Regions from separate parts of the Mus musculus genome. Here region 1 is linked to region 2. A link is a loop called in an ENCODE intact Hi-C map of the cell type or tissue named here. Cell type or tissue: gastrocnemius. All regions are shown on one strand. Links, peaks and the distances in the headings refer to the core of each region. The heading gives the core; the rest is flanking DNA. Region 1 holds the start of Rmnd1 (required for meiotic nuclear division 1 homolog). Region 2 overlaps Fbxo5 (F-box protein 5).

What was found. A loop is a pair of places that touch in the nucleus more often than their neighbours do. Peaks named below come from ENCODE experiments on the same cell type or tissue, not always from the same donor. Only the 100,000 strongest peaks of a DNase experiment are listed, where the experiment ranks them.
Region 1: a loop joins it to region 2, with 6 times the contacts of the local background. A loop is called at or near these places in 3 of 42 quality-filtered maps.

Annotation. Positions count from the first base shown.
Region 1 is chr10:4,428,154-4,439,221 of GRCm38, reverse strand. Rmnd1 (required for meiotic nuclear division 1 homolog) reads left to right here and starts at 6,834. Exons shown (of 13, transcript NM_025343.6): 1 at 6,834-6,956; 2 at 10,051-10,145. It overlaps Armt1 (acidic residue methyltransferase 1), which reads right to left and starts at 6,617. Exons shown (of 5, transcript NM_024261.2): 1 at 6,511-6,617; 2 at 4,289-4,394. The coding sequence starts at 6,551. In gastrocnemius, for the core only: CTCF peaks have their summits at 5,683 and 8,107; DNase peaks (open chromatin) are centred at 6,849 and 8,159; H3K4me3 peaks cover 3,156 bases; H3K27ac peaks cover 3,657 bases.
Region 2 is chr10:5,794,438-5,805,038 of GRCm38, reverse strand. It overlaps Fbxo5 (F-box protein 5), which reads left to right. Exons shown (of 5, transcript NM_025995.2): 2 at 2,507-3,170; 3 at 3,797-3,887; 4 at 4,604-4,783; 5 at 5,217-5,881. The coding sequence ends at 5,468. Among named protein-coding and RNA genes, the nearest start is that of Fbxo5, 5.7 kb to the left of the region's middle. In gastrocnemius, for the core only: a CTCF peak has its summit at 4,352 (motif pointing left); DNase peaks (open chromatin) are centred at 291 and 2,066; H3K4me3 peaks cover 600 bases.

The sequences.
Region 1 (11,068 bases), core at 1,331-9,330, 1.4 Mb after region 2:
AGGCTGGCCTGGAACTCAGAAGTCCGCCTGTTTCTGCCTCTGCCTCCCAAGTGCCAGGATTAAAGGCGTGCGCCCCCACGCCCGGCTGGCCTTTCTACTTTCAAGGCAGACCAAGGCAGAGGGAAGAAGCACACTAGCATCCCCTCTGCACCTTGCCCACTTGCACATCCTTCCAGGGCCATGACTAGGAAAAAGCTGGAGTCCCTGGGTTCCTCCTGGCAGCTCTCCAGTCTACATCCTTGCTCCCGGGTCAGTGACAGACAGATATCCCATCCCTGTGACACATCAGAGAGGAGACACAGATGGGATAACAAGACAGTGCCTCAATTCCACACCAGCAAGATTCCTGTCTCGTGGAAAAGGGCTGGGCACTACTATAATCCCAGTACTTGTGAAGCTGAGACACAAGGATCAAAGGGCCAACACCAGCACAGGCTGAACAGAGTCTGAGGCCAGCCTGGGCTACATGAAGGAGGGTTTTTATAAGACCGCTATTAGGAAAGTCCCCATTGTGTTTCGATCCCATCACTTGGCCAGTCTATCCTCACTCTTCCTCTCTGCTCAGAGTGGAAGCCAGCACTCCACACACGCTCGGCAGGCACAAAACCACTGAGCTACACCCACACCTAAATCTTTTTTGTATCAAGTAGGGATCCACTTTGCTGCTAGAGGCTGAGGTTTTAAGAGATTTGCAGGGTCACAATGTTAGAAGATGCAAAAACTACCAAGTTTTAGAAACTAAGCCTGAAAGTCCGTGTGTGTGTGTGTGTGTGTGTGTGTGTGTGTATGTGCCTGTGGCTGGAGACTGAACCCAAGGCTGGCACACTAAGCACTCGCCCCGCCACTGAGCCACATCCTCACACAATACATGTCTTTCCCTTTTTGAAATTTTACTTGTTTATGTATGTGCCTCTGTATGTATGTGTGCATTCACAGAAATACATATACAAATACATATATGCACACGCAGAGGCCAAAGGAGAGCACAGGTCCTTCAGAGTTGGAGTTCCAGGGTTTGCAGGAAAGCAGGCTTGCTCTGTGGCTGCTGGCATCCAAATTCCAGTTCTCCTGCTTATGGAGCAAGTGCTCTTAATTGGTCAGCATCTATCTCTTCAGCATGGCCTCCATACTAAGGAGGAACTTACCCTCTGCAACCCTCTGCCCTAAGATCTTTCATTTGAATAGATTGTTTAAGGATAAGTTATAATTGAGATTTTGTTTGTTTCCTTCGAGACAGGGTCTCACTGTGTAGTGCTTGCTAACCTGGAATTCACAACATGACCCAGACTAGCCTTGAACTCACAGAGCTCCACTTTCCTCCGACTCTCAGGTGTGGGGATTAAAGACACACACTAGCACCCCTGGCCCCAGTGGAGATGTGTATAGCATCATCTTCTTATAAAAGCCAAGAATTAATGTGGCATTAATACCTGTTTTTTATCTTGTTTCACTTTAGTTCAAACATTTTCTGAGTCCTATCTGTGCCAGGTACTGTGTTCAGAGTCAGAGACAAAAACAAATGAGGCCTGTGCCATTTACCCAATCAGGTAGTCTAAGGGGCAGGATGGACATTTGAGAACCACAAGACAGACATGGTTCCCTTGAGGATGTGGTATTGCTCATAGAGCCAAACAAAGGAGAGAGGATAGAAAGCATGGGAGCCCTAAGAGGTTACAGCAGTAGAGCTGAGTGGGAGGCTAGAGCAGCAGAGAGGGAGAGGAGACAGTTTCACCGGGAGAGTTTCCAGCAGCTATGGATGAACTGGGTACCTGAAAGGGAGGCTGGAAATGAAAAAGGATAGTGGGGAGGGGGCAGGGGGAGCATGAAGCCAAGACAAAGTTTTCTGATTAAGGCTCAAAGTTTAATATTTAGCACTACGTTAGGGAGAGCCCACAGACCCATCCTTTGTTTCAGGTGGATTATGTTGCAAAGCAAGCTCAGTGGGCAGTCTGCTCCTGTGGGAAATTGCAGGTGAGGCAAGGAGGAAGACTCCACTCAGATGGCAGAAGACAATTAAGGTCTATTTAGCCTGCTCAAGGCTGGGGGAAGGGCACAGTAAAGTTAGTTTGTGGAAGGAAGAGTCCACGTCTGAAAGTGAAGTGTAATTGAGTGGCCAGGTGACAAATTAGAGAAAGACTTGACAGAATAGAATCTGCCTAGTTCTCATGAGAAAAAAAGAACAAAGGGAAGCTACTTACGGGAGAGACAGACAGGACAGGAGAGAGTACAGTGCAGGAATGCAGTCGAGTTCACGGAGAGCAGTGCAGTAGAGTTGAGAAGGAGGGTGGAGCAGCACAGAAGGAGGCAGTGTTATTGGAAGAATTTTACAGACAGATCGAAGAGAGAACAAGCTAGACACAGAAAGATTAGAAAAGACTGCCCGAGTCAGTCTGACGCCAATTCAGAGGCAGAGAGGGAGTTTGAGCAAGAACAGCTGAGATGAATCAGCCAGCCAGAGTTCAGAAAGAACTAGAAAGGGTGAGCTTATTTAACAGCAAGTCCCAGAAGCTGAAAACATTCTAGGCCTAGATTAGACTGGAGGCTAGAAGCTTCCAGGACTAGGCATAGGTTAGCAGCTGAAGACAGTAAGCCTCCCAGAGAAAAATTACAACAGAAGAATAAAAGTTAATTTTACATATTTCTGTTTCAGTAAAGGAGGCAATTATTAAGCAAAGCACCTAGATTTGGCTCATTTATACTTAAGAAAATATACACATCCATCCAGATGAAGCTGCAGGTATGTATAAAACACTGGGACATCCATCAGCCCACATGTCAGTGTCCAAGATGAGCCAGACATCAGCAATGAAAAATAACAGGGAGTGGGGGGTGGGAGGCATGAGCCACTGACCCTAGCCAGGAAGCACAGGCAATGGCTCTGAGTTCAAGGCCAGCCCAAATTGAATAGTCTCAAGGAGTGAGACAAAAGCAAAAGATGGTCCTGTATTATACCAGAATTTATTTAAAAAGAAATTGCTAAAGACCTGGGCTTGTTTCCCCTCATTCACATGAACCCCATCTGTAACTACAGTCTGATGTCCTCTTCTGACCTCCACGGCCACTGCATGCTGTGTGTGGGACACAGACATACACAGAGATCAAACACCACATACATAAACACATAAACACACAAACACACACACACACACACTAAATAAATAAATAAATGAAAGAACTCTATACTCAAAATACCTGTGTGCACCCTTGTTCCTTTTCAATCAGGCCAATAAAATATCACTACAGCTTAGTGGTAGGGGCACACACCTTTAGTTCCAGTACTCAGGAGGCAGAGGCAGGTGGATCTCTGTGAGTTAGAGGCCAGTATGGTCTAGAGAGTGAGTTCCAGGACAGCCATAGCTACACAGGGAAACCAAAATGCTAGAAACCAAAATGTCTCCAAAAAACCAAAAAATACAAACAAACCACTAATCAGCAGTCTAAATGTTTGCTGCAACGTGTTCAAGAAATATATAGGACCTGGCATGCAGCTCAGTGGGTAAAGTGCATGTCTACCATCCAGAACCCCTGGGTGAAAAGGAAAGGGGAGGGGAGGAGAAGGGAAAGGGGAGTGGAGAGGGGAGGAGGAAGGGGGAAGAGGAGGGGAGGGGCAGACTCTTGTGATCATCCTCCAGCAGTGTACAATCTGCATATGGTGGCTCACAACTGTAATCCACGTGTTCAAGATCTTTAGGTACTCAAAACCTTGTCTTAAATTAAAAGGACAGGAAGGAAGCAAGGCAGGCAGGGAGGGAAGAAGGAAGGGAAGAAGGTACAACTGCATGCCGCACAATCCAGAGATAACTGGTCCCATAGCTTTAAAGGCTTTATCCACATTAACGTAATTACTTACTTGTTGTTGTTTTCTCACCTGTTGATTAAACAGGCACGGTGAATTTTAAAGTCGTCCTCTACCCCAACCAGAAAGTCTTTCCTGTGTTTAATCACATTGTGTTGTCAAGCAACTGTAATCCCCACTGCCCTTCACCCCGAGGTTTGCACTTAGGGGACTCAAGGGCTCCAATTAGTAACACAGATGCTGTAAGACAGACAGGTCGCTGTGACACCTCAAAAGCTCTTCAGAGAAGTCAAGGCCATCATTTATGACCACTAAGGTCTAGGGAGACTAAGCTATTAGTGCACAGGTCAACCAGAGGCTACCTCAACACACAGAAAAGCAGGTAAGTATTTATGCCAGAAACAGTCTTTACATGAGAGCGGAAACCTTCTATAAATACTGTTATTCTTGTGAAGAACTAGCACAAAATTAAAGCTGAAATATAGTTCTTACCTCTCCATGTTTTTCAAAAAATTCACTTTTATGTCGATGCAATGTATCAATAACCTTGGTTAAGATCTGCGGTGTTCTGTCCTTAATCGTAAGATATGCAAAGGACCTAGGAGAGAGTCCAATATCATGCATTACTCAGTAGCTTTGACACTAGAAGGCATGCCCAATTTTAGTTTCTGGAACACCTCATTTGGGTCCAAATTCCTTTTCATATGACTATTTTAATACACCAGTTTTATTTGCTTTATAGATATGAGACTGAACTCCTAAACTGCTCACTTGTCTTGTACGAATGAAGCTCCAGAAGAGGAGAAAACACAGCGGCACACAGCTGGAACCCCTGCTCAGGAGGACAGCAGGAAGAGGAGCAGGAGTTTAAGGCCATCCTGGGATAGATAAGATTCATCTGGAAGGAAGGGAGGAAGGGAGGAAGGGAGGAAGGGAGGAAGGGAGGAAGGGAGGAAGGGAGGAAGGGAGGAAGGGAGGAAGGGAGGAAGGGGGAAGGGAGGAGAGAGGGAGGGAGGAAGAGAGGGAGGGAGGGAGGGAGGGAGGGAGGGAGGGCTGGATGAAGGATGGGAGGGAAGAAGGCAGAAGACCCGAGACAATGTGGAACTCTACTGTCATGACCACTGCACAAACTGTAGTACTGGGTTCTGCCCCAGAACTTGACTGAATCATTTTCTTTTCCATCTACTCAATTTCTTTTTCTAAATCAGAAACGACTTCAGCAATGTGGTTAAGTTCAAAAAAGGACAGGTCTTGCAATTCAACAGGCTCTGGTCCTAGGTCACTGGCTTAGAAAGATGAAATGAAAATCTCAAAGTGGTTTTGATTTGCATTTCCCTGGGTAGGGTATGTGCAGGTGACTGCTGGGGCCAGAGGCTCTGGATCCCCTAGAGCTAGAGTTACAGGGCAGGGTAGGCCACACCTAAGCACCTAGGAACTATTCCAGGGGCTGGAGACAGGCCTCAGCAGGGAAGGGCACCTGCTACCAAGTACAACCTCCTGAGTTCGATCCCTGGAACCCACATGGTAGAAGGACAAAGGGGACTCCCTACACAAGTCGTCCTCTGACGTCCATTCCTGGGTAATGTCACAGGTGAGTGCCACACTCCCCCAACACATAAAAACTAATTAAATCATTTGAAAATAAAGTATTTGAAATATGAATTTGGAGCCTAGTGGTGTCTCCCTCTATAATGACACAGAGTATAATGGCAGGAGTATTGGGAGTCCCAGGTCATCCTTCACTACATAATTCAATAGCTCCGTGTCAAAAGAAAACCAACCATCCAGCCAGACAAGAAGATTGGCTACTTAGCCAATGCTTATTTCTGCTCTTACTTATAACTTTGCTCTCAGCGTTGTAGCATATTGTAATTCCCCCTTTGTCCACAGGTTTGCCTTCCCAGGGGCACTCAACCAGTTTAAAAACATTGCAAGTGGAAAATTCCAGCAGTCAACGATCTGTAAGTTTTAAATAATTTTAATTAAATTTAAAGTAAACTAACGTCCCACTAATTGTTCCATTTTGCTATTAGCTGTTTTGGTGAATCGATTGTGCCTAACAAATTTCATGAGAAGTGTGTATAGGGGGGAAAACTCTAAAGATGAAAATTGCAAGAACTACTTCTAATGATGTTTATTTTGGGGGCCAGTGAGATGGCTCAGTGGGTAAAGGCACATGATAAATCTGCTGCCCGCGACCGAGTTCTCGTTGAACTCCTGAGAGGTGAAGGAACAAAATCGGCTCCAGAGCTGTCCTCTGACCTCTAACGCGAATAATGGCATGTGCGCGCACACGCAAAATTAGGACGTTTTTAAATATAGAGTTATTAGTTTGACCCATACCATTAATACACACCGCAGTAGGTATGAGTCCTAATTGTTGGCCCCCGCAGCGCCTTTCCTTCTCACTTGTTAGAGACAAGCTTTTTCCTAATGTATCCCACAGTGAGCTCGAACTCACTACGAGCTCAAGCTGGCTTTAACTCGCAGCAATACTCCTGCCCCAGCGTCTCAATTCGGGACAGAAAGGAAGAAGGTACACAGCGGAACTAGCTAGGTCCTGACGCCGGCCAGCACAGCGAGCCGGCTCTCTCCCACCGAGGTGGGACTCGAACTCTCAGCTTGAGGATCCGGCGCTCCCGACCGCCCACAGCTTCCTCACCCAACATGGGTTTTTTCTCCCAAGAGCGCAAGAAAAAAAAAGCGAGACGCACCCCTCGTCCTTAGCGGAAAGAAACGCCGGGGACTCGGCCATCACACCGGCACCACAAGCCACTCAACTGGCGTCGCCCGGGGTTCAACGGCCGCGGTTCCAGAAAGGAAGCGTTGGAGCTTTTTTTTTTTTTTTTTTTTTTTTTAAGCGCTTTTGAACTCAGAAACTTTATTTGGTGGTCTGGCCAGGGTCAGAACATGGGGCGCAAGGGCCTTCCGGCTACGCGAGCGGAAGCCCTGGAGGACCGGAGGCGGTAGCCCGCCGAGCGGAAGGGGGGGGGGGGGGCGCGGAGCGGTCACGTGTTCGGACGGTCACGTGTCCCAGCTTGCCGGCCTGGGGCTTGCAGTGCGCCTGCGCCGCAGCGGGGCGGGGCGGGGTGTGTTTCCGCAGAGGTTCCTGCGGCGGGAGCGTGCGCGTGGGCGTCGCGGTCGTCCTCTCCGCGCACAGGTCAGTGCTTCGCGCTTCCCCAGCCGGAGAAGCTGGTGAGGAGGTGTGGGCTTCGGCCAGGGCCTGGGAATTTAGCCGGGAATCCGAAGCACCTCAAGCCAAACACTCCCGACCCCGCCGAGTTGGAAGCAGGGCATAGTAGTAGCTGCCAAGGTGCATGAAATCACCTTGAACTTAGGAACTGGAAGAAGTGCTCCCAAAGGTCAGCCCCACTTACCCGCTGAATCTAACCTGGATGCAGCCGCTTTTTTCATTGATGGTATTCTGCATCTCATGTACAATATATTTTGGTTATGTCCACCACCACCCCCAGCCCTGCCGTCAAACGCCTAGGCCTACCCATGTCCCACTCCCAACTTAAAACACTAAGTGCAATTAGTGCTATCCTTAGGCACATGGACATATTATGCTTAAGGATAATGCTCAAAAACTGCAGCTCCCTTGTGTTTCATTTTAAAAATTTACTTGACGCCTCTGTGCCCAAGGACACTACTGTCACTGAGCATAGGGGGACAAACACAGAAACCTGCTTTTGAAGAGAGGCAAAAATCTCCTTTATTGCTTTCTGATATCACTGTCGCTAACTAATATATATTATCCCTTATTTGCTCATTTCCAGAGCTAGCATACTGCACACGGTAAGGAGTAGTCATTGCATGAATTAAAAAGCTAAAAATACAAGGTATGTAAGTGGTGCTAAATATGAGGACAAAGTAAAAAATAGCAAGAGAATGGATGAGTGTTGGTTATAAGTATTAATCCTGTCACTCCAGAGGCAGAGGCCAGCCTGGTGTACAAAGCAAGTTCCAGGCCAGTCAAAGAGAGAAATTATAGGTTATCCAGAGAAATCCAGTCTTGAAAATCCAAAGTGGATGTGATGGATGTGTGTTGGTTATATGTATTATACCAAGTCACTGAGGGAGTCAAGTCCTTAGGAGGAGAGCTTGTGGACAGGTGAGTGGAAAGGCCCAGAGGGCCTGGAACAAAGGCATTCTATAGGGAATGCTGCAGTGTTGCAGAAGGCTCAGAAGGGCGTTTTAGGGGCATTGGCTTTTATTGTAAATGTAAAGCCATCATCAAATTTGACTCTGGGAAAGGATAGGATTCTAGTTAAGGTCTCAGAATTTTTGCTGTAGTCCATTGTGAATGACCTGTAGGAGGCTGTAAACAGTGGCAGGGAGCCAGTGTGCCAGTTGCCTTTCATGTGACAAGCTGCCTGAGGAGAAGCAGCTGAAGGGAGGAAGGGTTTGCTGCTCATCTAGAGTCCTGCATGGCAGATTAGGCATGGAGGCGGGAGCAGGCAGGGGCCATGCATTGCTCCACTAGAAAGTCCAGTGGTGAAAGCCGGCAACCCATCCCCATGGTATAGTCCTATCCATATTTCAGGGGGTCTTCCCTCCTGTTAACCTATCCCAGAAAGTCTGTCACAGACATAGCGGTGAGTCTCCATGGTGGTTCTGAGGCTAGTCAGATAAAGGTGAACCATCATAAACAGGTAAATGGCTATTATAATCATCATGGGAAAAACCAGAAACTCGGGACAGGTGGCAAAAGTGTTTGCGGTGGGTACTGGTCAGAAAAGGCCAGTGGATTTACTGACAGACGAGTAATAGGGACTGAAGAGAAAAGCAGAAGCAACTTCCGGGTTTAGGGCTTAGGCAAATGTGAGCATGTGACTGGCACTTGAATAGGGAAGGCTGTGGTTTGTGGAAGCCTTCAGATGCCCAGTTTTGAGCTTGTTACATTGTTGGTGCTCAGAGGGATTTAGAGATAAATATGTGCTACTCATCCTGATGACGTATGAAACACGGGGTCGGGTAAAGTCACCGGGAGACTGATTGGGAAGAGAAGTGGCCCAGAGTCTGAGTCCTGATGTATCACATTCTTGAATAGATGAGGAACCAGCAAAAAAAGACCGAAGGAAAATGGCCAATGTGGTATTCTAGAAGCCAAATAAAAAGCTGCTTCAGGGAGTGGGCAGTGAGTTGATGGGCATCCAGTGCCCTCTTCTGACCTCGGTAGCACCAGGCATTCTTGTAACGCACAGATACATACAGACAAACACATATGCCGGTTAAATAATAACAGTTTTAAAGAGGGTGGATTGATCGCCGGGTACAGGAGCAGTGAGTGCAGGCTGATGGTGGCGGAGGAGTCATTTTGTAGAACTTTCTGTTTTGTTAGTGGAGGAGGAATTGAGGTCATTATTGAGAGTGAGAAACTAGGAGGCGGCCTGAAAGTGTGAGGGGTTGGGCAGTAGACTTTGCTGAAGATATGGTCCTGAGCAGTGTAGACGACCCAGTGTGGCCCTGGCTGGAGAGGGAGCTAGGAGGAGGTTAGTTGGCTGTCTCCAGTGAGCTGCAAGAGTGTAGGCACAAATTAAATCAGGTGAACCCTGTTCAGTTACGACTGAGGTTATGCCCCGTGGAGTACGGAAGGATGCAGGGGTTCACAGTGAGTGGGAGGGTTATAGTAGACGCGGAACATTAGCTGGGTGTGAAGGACGTGGACACTGGGGAGGAAAGACTGGAAATTGTAGGTCCTGCTGAGGGGGACAACTGTTGTTGACTTTGGGTAGTAGAAGGAATGGACGGGGAAGATAGGCAGAGTCTGGAGAGTAATGGCTAAAATCAGGAATGTGGGAGGAGACCGGGAGATTGTAGCTTTGTAGATGCTGCACTGACAGAAAAAACTGGGTAAATTTTACATTAATATCCTTTAGGCACTTCTGACAGGGCTTTACGGGTGACTAAGAGAGAATGGTAAGAACATAGTCCTAGCAACAGGGAAAGCCAGGGTTGCTTTCTTGCTTTGTTTTTGTTTGGGGTCGGGGAAGGTGGAGTTCAGACATACCACAGCATATGGAGGTCGGTCAGAGGGCGACCACAGGAACCAATTCTCTCTTACCATGTGGGTTTGGAGCACTGAACTTAGGCCATCAAGTGTAGCAGCAGGCACGCTTACCCACTGAGCCTAACCGTGAGCAACTAGCCTCTAGTCTTCTCCTCTGGACTATTGTGAGGTCAAACAGCATTTAGAATGTAGAAGGTACTAGAACATCACATCTGAGTCTTTCTCCGCTTTTTCTTCACAGCATTAGCAGAGACACGTTTCTGAGACACCCGACTATGTGACACTCTGATTTCACAGCCCTGACTTCCCCACCTGTGGAACATGTAGGATCGTTTGGTGCGTCTTTTTGTATACTTTTTTACCCTTATCTCCTGCCGCTCACTTCTCCCTCTGCTGAAGTTGCAGCCCAGTTGTTAGATAAGTAATATGGTGTACCTGGCCTGTTTGCTTTGCTGATCCCTCTGCCCTTTCATGAGCCATTGCAAATGTTACCCCTGAAGGTGCCACGCTCCTCACCCCAGGTGCTCCCTTATCGAGACTGCTAGTATTTTGTGTGGTGTATTCTCTTCGGCTTTTCTGTGAATTATGAAGTCTGAGTAATGCTTGAGTCTTTGGCACCTAATTTTTAAAGAATTGTTATTACCGCTTACTGTAGGCTTGCTTTTAAAAGAGTGCTATTTTATATTGTAAGTAGAGGAGGGAAATTACATATAACAGCCCATTTCCTCAGGCTCTGTGTGTGCTTGCCTATCTAATATGCCTGTCTAATTTATATAATATGTCTAATATATCCTACTCCTATGTCCAGTCCCCACCTGAAAACACCTTCCCCCTTGAAAAACAAAAGCTGTTTCAGTCTTTCTGGGAGCCTTTCCAGTAGAACTGAGGGGGCTCTTTCTGTTTGCTCCGTGTCTTGTACTCAGCTCTGTGGTTTGGTCTCTTCCAAGGCTTTTCAAAGAAGAGGAGAAAATGCCTGTCTTCTCCAAAGGATCTAAGATATGATGGTAGTTGATGTTTTAATTATAAAGGTTGAATAAGTAATGTGTAAGTACGGGTTGGTGTGTGTATGTGTGTGCATATGCATATTTATTGGTTTGGTTGGAGGTTTTTATTTCTTTGGTTGTTTGTTTTTGAGAGTCTCCATCTGTGTCTCTTACTGGCTTGGAACTCACTGTGCAGAGCAGCTACCCTTGAACTCACCTGCCTCAGCCTCCTGAGCTCTGGGACTAAAGATGTGCACCATGACACCCAGATGGTTT
Region 2 (10,601 bases), core at 1-8,000:
GACGTGCAAGGTAGTGGCTTCTGCGCGCCGCATTCCACCCCACCCCCTGCCTGGGCGCCAAATGCCCCCTCCTCTCCCCTCCTCAACTCATGCTCGAGCTGTGACAGGACTGTGGGACTCCAAGCTGGCCAGATGGCCCCATCTCTAGCCTCTACGCCCCCCATTTCACAACTCATCTATCTCACATCCATACTCAGTCTCCGTAACTTTTTGCCCTCAGAGCCCTGGCTGGAGAGCGCGGGAGATTGAGCTCCGCGCTTATCTCCCGCCTTCCCTCGTGCACCGCGCCCTCGGGGCACCTCCCACCACCGACCCCCTCAGCATTTCTAGGGGCTCCTTCTCAGCTCCCGCCAAATGTAAAGGACCCCCCAGCCCCCGCCTGCCCACTGTACCAAATGGAAAAAGTTTTTTTTTTCCTCCCCTGTTTTGCTGCTTCTCAGTAAGTCTCAAGGCCTGGAGTCAGCAGGGCCTTTTAAAAAGCGCCCTTTTTCCTCCAAAACGGTGAGTTTGCCTGTAGTGTTTAGCTGATGAAAGAATCGAGGAGGGATTGTTTAATTTTCGGGTGTTTTGAAGAATTAATGGTCACTTTTTCCAACGTTTAGGTGAGCAGAGAGAATCAATTGTTTATTTTCTTATTAATTTTTTATCTTTCTTGGCATCTCAATGAAAGATGCATCGGTTCTATCGTAGAAAATTTCCAACTGAAGGAAGAGGTAATTCATTCTCTCTCTCTCTCTCTCTATATATATATATATATCCTCAATAATCTTTCTTCATCAGAAAAGGAATTAAGTCTTGAAGAGAAGAAAGTACTAGCTTAGCAGAATGTGTCTGTAAAAGAGTACCCGAGTCTCCGTTAGAAAATAAGAAATTTAATGGTTTACGAAGGGATTCTTTTGCTCAGCTTTCCTCCTCAGGAAATGCTTGCTGCCCCCAACTCCCCTCCCCCACTGGGTTTACAGCCTTGAAGAAACCTTAAAAAATAATTAGAACATTTAAATATTTTTCAAAGTAGACTTAAAGGTTTTCTCTTGGCTTATACTTTCAATCACCTTTCCTCACCCTTGCACAAAGAAGGGATGGTGTTTGACCTTGGCCACATGGCTGGGGACTGAGACTGAAACCTAGTTAACATATGGAAGAGCTAAGACTTTAAGGCCAGCTTTCATTACAGTCTTTAATCTGGAGTGTAAAGCCTGTGTTTATAAGTTAAATGAAAGGCCAGACTTGGTGCACTTTAGCTCTCCACCTTTCCCCCATCCCGTGATTGGCTGAGGGGTGCTAATGTGAGTTCTAAAACATTGAAATATTTTTCGTTTTATCTGTAAGTTCATTTAAGGACAGCCCCCTCCCCAAAACCTAATAGAATAAGCTGGTCAGAAAGCTCCGCAGAGATTCTTTCATTTGAAGTTTTGCCTCCTCATTTGTGCTTTTGTGGAATTTATCTTGATTTTCAGTGTAAGAAATGCCAGCAAGTTTGCCTTTTTGTGATTTAACTAGATAAACAGATGCTTTTAATTAGATCATCCATTTAATCCAGTTTTGTTTTCTTCCCCATTTTGTGGGTGGGAAAACTGAGGCCAAGTTTTTGCCATTAAGTGGATATCAGATGAAAATAGCAAGACTAGATATGTACCCCACATTTGTTTGATTGGGGGAGTATGGAATTCCTTAATCTGCCTTTGTGTCTACCTAACATGAACATAATATAAAATATTTCTTACTGTTTTGGAGCACTTAGAAATTGAAATCTCTTGCTCTCAGATGGATTTAGCTGTGTGTGTGTTAAGGTCCAGACTCTTATCTTCTGATACTTCTCTCTAATTTAGAAAACAGAGTCCTGTAGTCTGGAGAAGTTTAAAAGAAAAAATACTTAAAAATCAAAATGATGTCAGCATGTGCAGTGCAGCCCCAGGCCAGCTGGGACAGCTGTGAGATGAGAATTAGAGCAGTGCGGGCCAAAGGTAAACATTGCACAGGCAGACGGAGAGCATCTCCCTGTGCTGATGCCGGAGCTGCCTGTCCTATGGCTTTCTTGCTCCTGCAAGTCCTCTGTCTCAAAGAAATGAGGCCGTGTGGTCTCAGTCTCAGTTCAGAGGAACTGACTAAGGGAACTCAGGGAAGGGAGGGACGGCGGGGGTGGGGGGGTGCTGCCCCATCAGCTTCACCTGTGCAGCATGACGCCTGCTGTGCCCACAGAGAAGAGTTAGTGGAGGAGAGGAGGCTTGGCTCATTAGTTCTAAGGAAGCCTATGGAAATGATAGCTAGATGGGGTGTGGCGTCCTGGAACTGTGTCATGTATGGGTTTTAGTTAATAGTATTGAGTTAATATTCTGTTTATTGGCACATGCACACCATGGTAATGGAAGATATCCATTTCTGGTGCTGGGTATATAAGGGTTATGATAATGTCTATAAAGACCCAGAGTTCAGTTCTCAGCAAGACGTTGGGGAACAAGTTACCACAAAAGTGATTTTTATTCTATTTCTTGTGTACTTTTTGTAGGTTGTAAAGAAGAAAGCCCTGTTCTTTCTGTTACAATGAAGTGTTTTAATTGCAACCCTGATCTTTCCGAGCTTGAAGTGGTGAAGCCTGAGGACAGTGGGATAGAAGCTTCCTACAGTCCCGTGTGTTTGGAACCTTCCTGTAATGACTGTGTTAGAAACCATGAGAGGTTGTCTTTCATCGACTCACCAATTGTGGGACATGATAACAAGGAAAATCAACGCGTACAAAACACACTAGATAGTTCAAACGAAACAGAAGAGCTAGAGGCCAGTAGACTGTATGAGGACAGTGGCTACTCATCTTTCACACAAAGTGACCGTGACGATGGCATCCTTATCCTGGAGAATTTCAGAAACAGTCCCCAGGCCCGTCTGCTGCCATCACAGAGCCCGGACCAGCATCCCAACAAAACCTTGCTGCCTGTCCTGCATTTTGAAAGAGTGGTTTGCTCAACACTAAAAAAGAATGGCAAGCGAAACCCTAAAGTGGATCGAGAAATGCTGAAGGAAGTTATTGCCAGCGGGAACTTTAGACTGCAAAATATAATTGGCAAGAAAATGGGCCTGGAGCACCTAGACATCCTGGCTGAGCTCTCCCGCAGGGGATTCGTGCACCTGTTGGCTAACATTTTGACTAAGCTCAGCGGCATGGACTTAGTAAAGTGAGTTTGAGGGTGTTGCGCACTGCATGTATAGATAACATAGGACCTGGTTGAGCAGACCAATGTAAAGTGGTCTTAGTGCTGACTTCCTTTTAATGTTTGGTTGACATTTGAAATGGAAGAAAATCTATGGAAATCTGCATCCAGTCTTGTCACTTTGAATTTCATAGTCTGCCATTAGAAGAATGTATTCTATACTGAATTATCTGGCTAGCTGCAATGAAATGGGTAGATAAGGTGGTTTCTATTAGTGGGTGGTTTCTGTATTCAGCATTGTGAGGTGTGCTATTTCAGTTGATGTAATAGATTTTTCAAAATTGGTTACAAGTTAGCCTAATATCCTGTCACACTAAGGTGGAGGTGTATACATTGTACTGGTGTGAAATTGCTTATCCTAATAGATACTCAAGACAAAAATGGATATACAACAAGCTTGGTGGGAGTTTTTTTAAAAACTTAAAAAGTTTTGGCTGGCTCTTTGGTAGTCTGGCTAAGCACTCATAACTGGGCTCTGTCATTCCCAGATCTTAATCCACCCAGTTTCAGTGCGTGTTGGGTTAGTGTAGCTTGTAGTCATCTGCTTCAGTTCTCTGTTGGACTTAGACCTTTGTCTCCTTTGTTTTCAGTCTGTCTAAAGTGAGCAGAATTTGGAAGAAGATACTGGAAAACAATAAGGGGGCGTTCCAGCTCTACAGCAAAACCATGCAGCGAGTCATTGTAAGTCTTCCAAAGTGCTCTTTCTCTTAAGCTGCCATTGCTCTTTTAGGGGGAGAAACAAGTGCTTGTAAATTCATTCAATTCATAAGAAATGGCAGCTTCCTGGGGAGGAAGGGTGTGAGGCGCTCGCAGTGTGTGGATCCTCTATAGAACTTGTTAATAAGCCTAAGTTTAAAAAATTCTACTTTGTATGAGACACACCAACCACAAAGTGGTCTTAAGCAACCAGTTAACTTCCTGGTATAGAGGAAGAGTTTAATTTTCTAAAGTACTTGCTAATTGTGGTGTTTCTGACAGTTGATCATTACATGATTGAAGTATGCTCCTAAGGCAGGATGGTCTCAAGTGTCTGTAATCTTGGAATACTGGAGGCTTGAGAAGTTTAAAGACAGCATGGAGCTACATCTTGAACCTGTTCTCAAAAATCCTAAAATAAATGTTTGTTAGCTGACTGCTGCCCTCTATTGGTATGGGAAGAATAAAGTCCTGTCTACTTGTTCTGTGGACAGGACTTTATTTAGTGTTGGTCTTGGCTGGTTTAAAGGGCACCTTAAATTCCTAATAGCTGTCTCTGATTCACACTTTGAGTGAGTTCCTTTTTGGAGTGTTTCTGTGCATAACTCTGTCCAATGGAGGGGCTGCGATTACAGTCCTGTGGGATCCCTTTATCAAGGAATATGAAAAAGAATTGAAAATCTCTTTAAACTTTGAATCAGGAAAGCAGTAAGTTGTCACTACATGCTACAACGAGAGGATATGTTGTGGGCAGAGCTGCACTAACTTGTGTTCAAAAGTCATCGACCTGGGCACCTCCCAAAAAAGATGTTCAAATCAAGTCCTCCAGTCAGCGTGGTCAGAGAGTTTCTACCTACAGCCGGCACAATGAGTTCGTGGAGGTAACTATCGGGAAAGTCTTAGAAATGAGGAACACTTACTTATAGTTAAAGTAAGAAAGAGGGTTTCACAGGACAGTTTGCCACTACATGCTATCTGGTGTCTGGTACTAAATTACATCACATGATGATGTTGTTTGGGTTTGTAGTAAAAAGCATTAAGGCAGTAGAGGTCACATCTTCCGTCCTTTTCATCTACTCTCAGTAGTGACCTCGAAATATCCCAAGACTGTCCCATACTACATCTTATAGTTGCCACTGTCAAAAGGAGAACAGCTGAATACAAGGCATACCTTTCAGGAGTTTAAGGGCACCTATTACTCTGAACCCATTAGGTAATGGGTATTTAATGTCTGTATTGGAGGCATGGTTCTCCTTCCTGGTTTAATAACAAATTCAAGATACTAAAATACACATGGATTTCTTTTTCTTCCAGGTGGCAAAGACATTGAAGAACAACGAAAGCCTCAAAGCCTGTGTTCGCTGTAATTTCCCTGCAAAATATGACCACTATTTAGAGCGAGCAGTCTGCAAACGGGAAAGCTGTCAATTTGAATATTGTACAAAGTGTCTGTGTGCTTACCATAACAACAAAGACTGTTTGAATGGCAAGATCCTAAAAGCCAGCTGTAAAGTGGGTCCTTTGCCTGGAACTAAAAAGAGTAAAAAGAACTTACAAAGATTGTGATAGATCAACTGTAGATCTTGGCTACTTTAAAAAGAAAAAAAAAACTTCAACTTTAATTTAAGAAAGTAAAAATAATTATGATGCCTTTTGTGAATAGAGAAATTAATTGTCCATAAAAATGCCAAGATTGACTTATGAAAAACAAACTGGATATCTATCTTAGATACTAAGATAAAATTGAGTGGACTTTTGGCAAGGGAGGGTTGTGGTCTTTTTATGGAGTCTTGAGAACATTTGCTTCAGTATTCGAGATTCGCTTTACCAAGTTTGTATCATACTTCTATCAACTTGAGTCTGTCCATTTAAATGTTTGTCAATGTGAGTTTTTTTTATATCTGTGAATACCTGTTTTCAAATGCCAAATAAAATAATACACATAATTTTGTTTAGTTAAAATAAATTTAGAGGTGTAATGATGTGTGCAGGTTTTTTTTGTTTTTTTTTTTTGTTTTTTTTTTTTTGTTTTTTTTTTTTTTTGTTTTTTTTTTTTTTGTTTTTTTTTTTTTTTTTGGTTTTTTGAGACCAGGTTTCTCTGTATAGCTTTGGCTGTCCTGGAACTCACTTTGTAGACCAGCCTGGCCTTGAACTCAGAAATCTGCCTGCCTCTGCCTCCCAAGTGCTGGGATTAAAGGCATGTGCCACCACACCCAGCTATATGTGCAGTTTTTATGAATGTGTTAGACCTGGAAATAAAGTGTGTTACGCTGTGAAGGGAATTGGGTGGATCATGTCCCAGAGGGCTTGTCTTAGCCTCCCTGCCTTCTCCCACCAACTTATAGTCATACAGGTAAACATCTTGGTTGATGCTGCAATTCCTTAAAACAAAGGCCCCTGTGTTAATCATCCACTAGCAGCAGCATGAGGGCACTTTCTGTCTACACAGGGAGCCTAAGAGCCATAGAGTGCTGCCTCTGTTCACCAAGAAGTGCCTTTGTTTGATTTTATCATACTTTTTTTTTTTTTTTTTAAGACACTAGATAACCTACAGTGCTGGTTTAGTGGTCTCAGTTTTAAAAGAATAACTTCATTGTATATAGTGAGGTCAGTGAGTGCTTCATTTCAGGATTGTTTTTGGTCTCTCTGTAGCCTTGCCTGTCATGGAACTTGCTCTGTAGACCAGGCTGGCCTCCAGTTTACAGAAATCCCGATGGGGAAAGACAGCATCACTTGGCTCATTTCAGAATTTGGAATCTTAGGGTTTAACTACTATGAACAGACACCATGACCAAGGCAACTCTTATAAGGATATTTAATTGGAGTTGGCTTATAGGTTCAGTCTATTATCGAGGCAGGACCATGGCAGTATCCAGGCAGGCATTGGGCTGGAGGAGCTGAGAGTTCTACATCGCTATCCGAAGGCTGCTAGTGGAAGACTGATTTTTGGGCAGCTAGGATGAGGGTCTTAAAGTCTACAGTGACACACCTACTCCAATACCTAGCCACACCTAATAGTGCCACTCCCTTGGCTGAGCATATACAAGCCATCATACCATCTGTCATTGCTTACCTGGCTTTAGGGATTCCTGATGAACAAGTTGATTCCTTAGTGAGATGTGGAAATAAATCTGGTGCTGTCAGTATTCTGTACTATTAGCATTATATATATAAGGGCACGAACAGGGATTTTGATTTTGTGTTTTGACAATTTTGATTTCCGAATGCATCCTGGAGTTGGTGATCCATTTGATTTAAGGAATTAGTTTGTCAAGAGGGTTTCTTTGTATGGCCCTGGAACCTAAAGATCTGCCTGCCTCTGCTGGAAATAAAGTTGTGCGCCACTGCTGGGCTTTGAGGAATTTCCGTAGTTGCATCAAATAGAGTTGGTTGGTTGGTTGGTTGGTTGGTTGGTTGGTTTTTTGAGAGACAGGGTTGCTCTGTATAACCCTGGCTGTCCTGGAACTCAGAAATCTGCCTGCCTTTGCCTCCCAAGTGCTGGGATTAAAGGCGTGACCAGCATCAAATAGGTTTCATCTGTACCTAAGTTTCTTCAACATCACTGGTATCAGATTTGGTTTCTTAGTTGTATCCCAAGCTTTGGAAGTCGAGATTGCTTCCCCCTAGCCCTTATTATCTAAATGTAATCATTCCTAAGTAGGTGATCCTGCTATTCTTTCGCCTGCCTAGCCTCACGAATTCCGGGTTGGCCACAGTTTCTCTGTGGCCTTGACCATTCTGGAACACATTAGACCAACAGGCTTGCCTTAAACTCAAGAGATTCACCTTTGTCTCCCAGGATGCAGAGATTAAAGGAATGGGGCACTTCACCACAGGGTTCTCAGCCTGCTTTCTTACAGAACATGGCTACCAGCACAAGGATGGTTACCCCCCCCCCCCCCCCCCATCAAGCTGGGCCTGTCTCCATCAATCACTAAGAAAGTGCCCTACAAGCTCGCCTACAGCTCATCTTATACAGGAATTTTATTTATTTTTTTTTTCTTTTCTTTCTTTTTTTTCTTTCTTTTTTTTTTTTTTTTGGTTTTTCGAGACAGGGTTTCTCTGTATAGCCCTGGCTGTCCTATTGAAACTCACTTTGTAGACCAGGTTGGCCTCGAACTCAGAAATCCACCTGCCTCTTCCCCCCTCCCCCCCTCTCCCCCTCCTCCCCTCCCCCAAGTGCCACCACGCCCGACAAGATTTATTTATTTTATGTATATGAGTGCACTGTAGCTGTCTTTAGACACACCAGATCCCATTACAGATGGTTGGGAGCTACCATGCAGTTGCTGGGAATTGAACTCAGGACCTTTGGAAGAGCAGTCGTTGCTCTTAACCTCTAAGCTATCTCTACAGCCCCGGAATTTTCTTGACTCGGGTTACTCCTGTCTTCTCGGACAATTTTAACTTGGGTCAATTTGACAAAACAAGCCCTTTATCTGATCTGTTGAGCCTAAGATTTCTGGGTTTTGTTGCTGTAGTTTGTTTATTTCTTAAATCAGAATCTTCCCCGTTCCCGTCCCCCCATCTTGATTTGCCTTCTTCATTCCACTGGTTTTGTTTTGATCCCTTTTAAGATCATTGATGAATTTTAAAGCCTGACTGAAGTTATTTGTTCCATACTTCGACATTTTCCATAACTTTCCTGAGCTTTCAAAGGAGTTAGGCTGCAAGGCTGCCTCCTGTTGGGCTGCATCTTTTGGTTGGCATATTTATTGTAATGGAGATCTCCTCTAGTTTGGTGAAGGGGGTGGGGTGCCTTACTAAGTAGCTGCAGTACTACCAGAAAAGAAGTCAAGTAGCTGTGAATTGCAAGTGAGACTTCCGGGGCAGTGCCAGCACCCGCCTTTACCCAGGTGCACACACAGTCCTGGGCATTTGGGTCTCCATACCTTGGAATGGTATGTGGGCTTCCAACCCTTAACTGCCTTTTCTGTTTCTCTAAGCTTAGCTGCCTTGTCACCTCTTTCTTGTTTTTAAGATGCACTTTTTGTTTGTTTGTTTGTTTGTTTTTATTTTATGTTATGTGAGTACACTGTTGCTATCTTCTGACACACCAGAAGAGGGCATCAGATCCCATTACAGATGGTTGTGAGCCTTATGTGGTTTCTGGGATTTGAACTCAGGACCTCTCAAAAAGCAGTCAGTTCTCTTAACTGCTGAGCCATCTCTCCAGCCCCGACTTCTTTTTATGAGATAGTCTCTCCCCTTTGTTACCAGAATTTTGGCTCAGTGGCTTGTCGGGAGCTTCTAATTCAGTACATTAGTTTCTGAAGAGAATATCAATATCTCTACGTTGTTGTGCTGGTAAGTTCAGATCAGTTCAGTTTTGTTTGTTTTTGTTTTGTTTCCTTTTGGTTTGGTTTTTGTTTTTGTTGTTAACTTGAAACAAGTTAGGACCACCTAGGAAGAGGGAAACCCTCCATTGAGAAAATGCCTCCATAAGATTAGTCAATAGATGAACCTGGGGAGCATTTTCTTGATTTGTGTGTGTGTGTGTGTGGGGGGGGGGGAACCCAGCCCACTGGTAGTGGTACCAGTGTGCAGGGCCCTGGGTGTAGTCAAAAGGAAGCTGAACAAGCCACAGAGCAAAGGAGTACTTGCTGTTTCATGGTCTACTTCGGATGCTGCATCCACCTCCTGCCCTGAGCTCCTGCCCTGCCTCCCCTTCTTGATGGGCCACAACTGTAAACCACAACCTGAGACAAACCCTTTTTTCCCCCAAATTGTTTCTGGTTGTAGTGTTTTATCACAAATTGCAAAGTAACCTACCTTTTAAGGATGCATGAAAATATTTCCCAAATTGGTGCCCTTTTCTCAAGAAATGTATGTCAACACTCAGTACAGCCTGCGGTTTTTGCCACTGTGCTGCCAGGGCAGTACTGGTACTTTCTTACAGCTTTCATTTATATCCTGATGATGGACGGCTGATGAGCATCTTTCCATGGTACTTGGTGCATTTCTCAGGGTTCTCTAGAGTCACAGAATCAATGGAATGTCTCTCTATATTAATGGAATTTATTGTAATGGCTTACAGTCTGAAGTCCAGCTAACACAACAATGGGCAGCTGTGAATGGGAAGTCCAAACATCTAGTTGTCACTCAATCCCAGGATTGGTCTTCTGTAGAAGTAGGTTCCAACAGATGTGCTGGCAAGTAAATGCAAACAATCAAGGAAGTGAGTAGTCCTTCTCTCCCAAAGTCCTTATGTGGCCTTCAGCAGAAGGTGAGGCCCAGATCAAAGGTGTGAACCACTGAGCTTGGATCTGGAATTTGCTTTGTCCCAGGCTGGCCTTGGACTCAGACAGCTGCTTGCCTCAGTCTCTGGGGATTAAAGGCGTATACTACCTTGCCTGGGCCTAAACTTTTCACAGCCACTGTGCCTCAAGATCTCCATGTCAAGATCTGGGTCAGATGCCTGTCTTCCCACCTCAAGATCTGAATTACAAGTGTGCCCTCCATTTCTGGATTGTACTTCATTCCAGATGTAGTCAAGTTCACAAGCAGGAATAGCCATCACAATCCAGTGATTTGCTACCTTGACATAAATCATGTCTCATGTCCAAATGAAACAATAGCCAGGACATTAAAATACACCTAGCATGATATAACTCCCTTGTAAAATTGCAAATGCACTGTAAACTTAGAATAGGTCAATGTCTCAAGTTCAAGTGGATCAAGGACATCCACATAAAACCA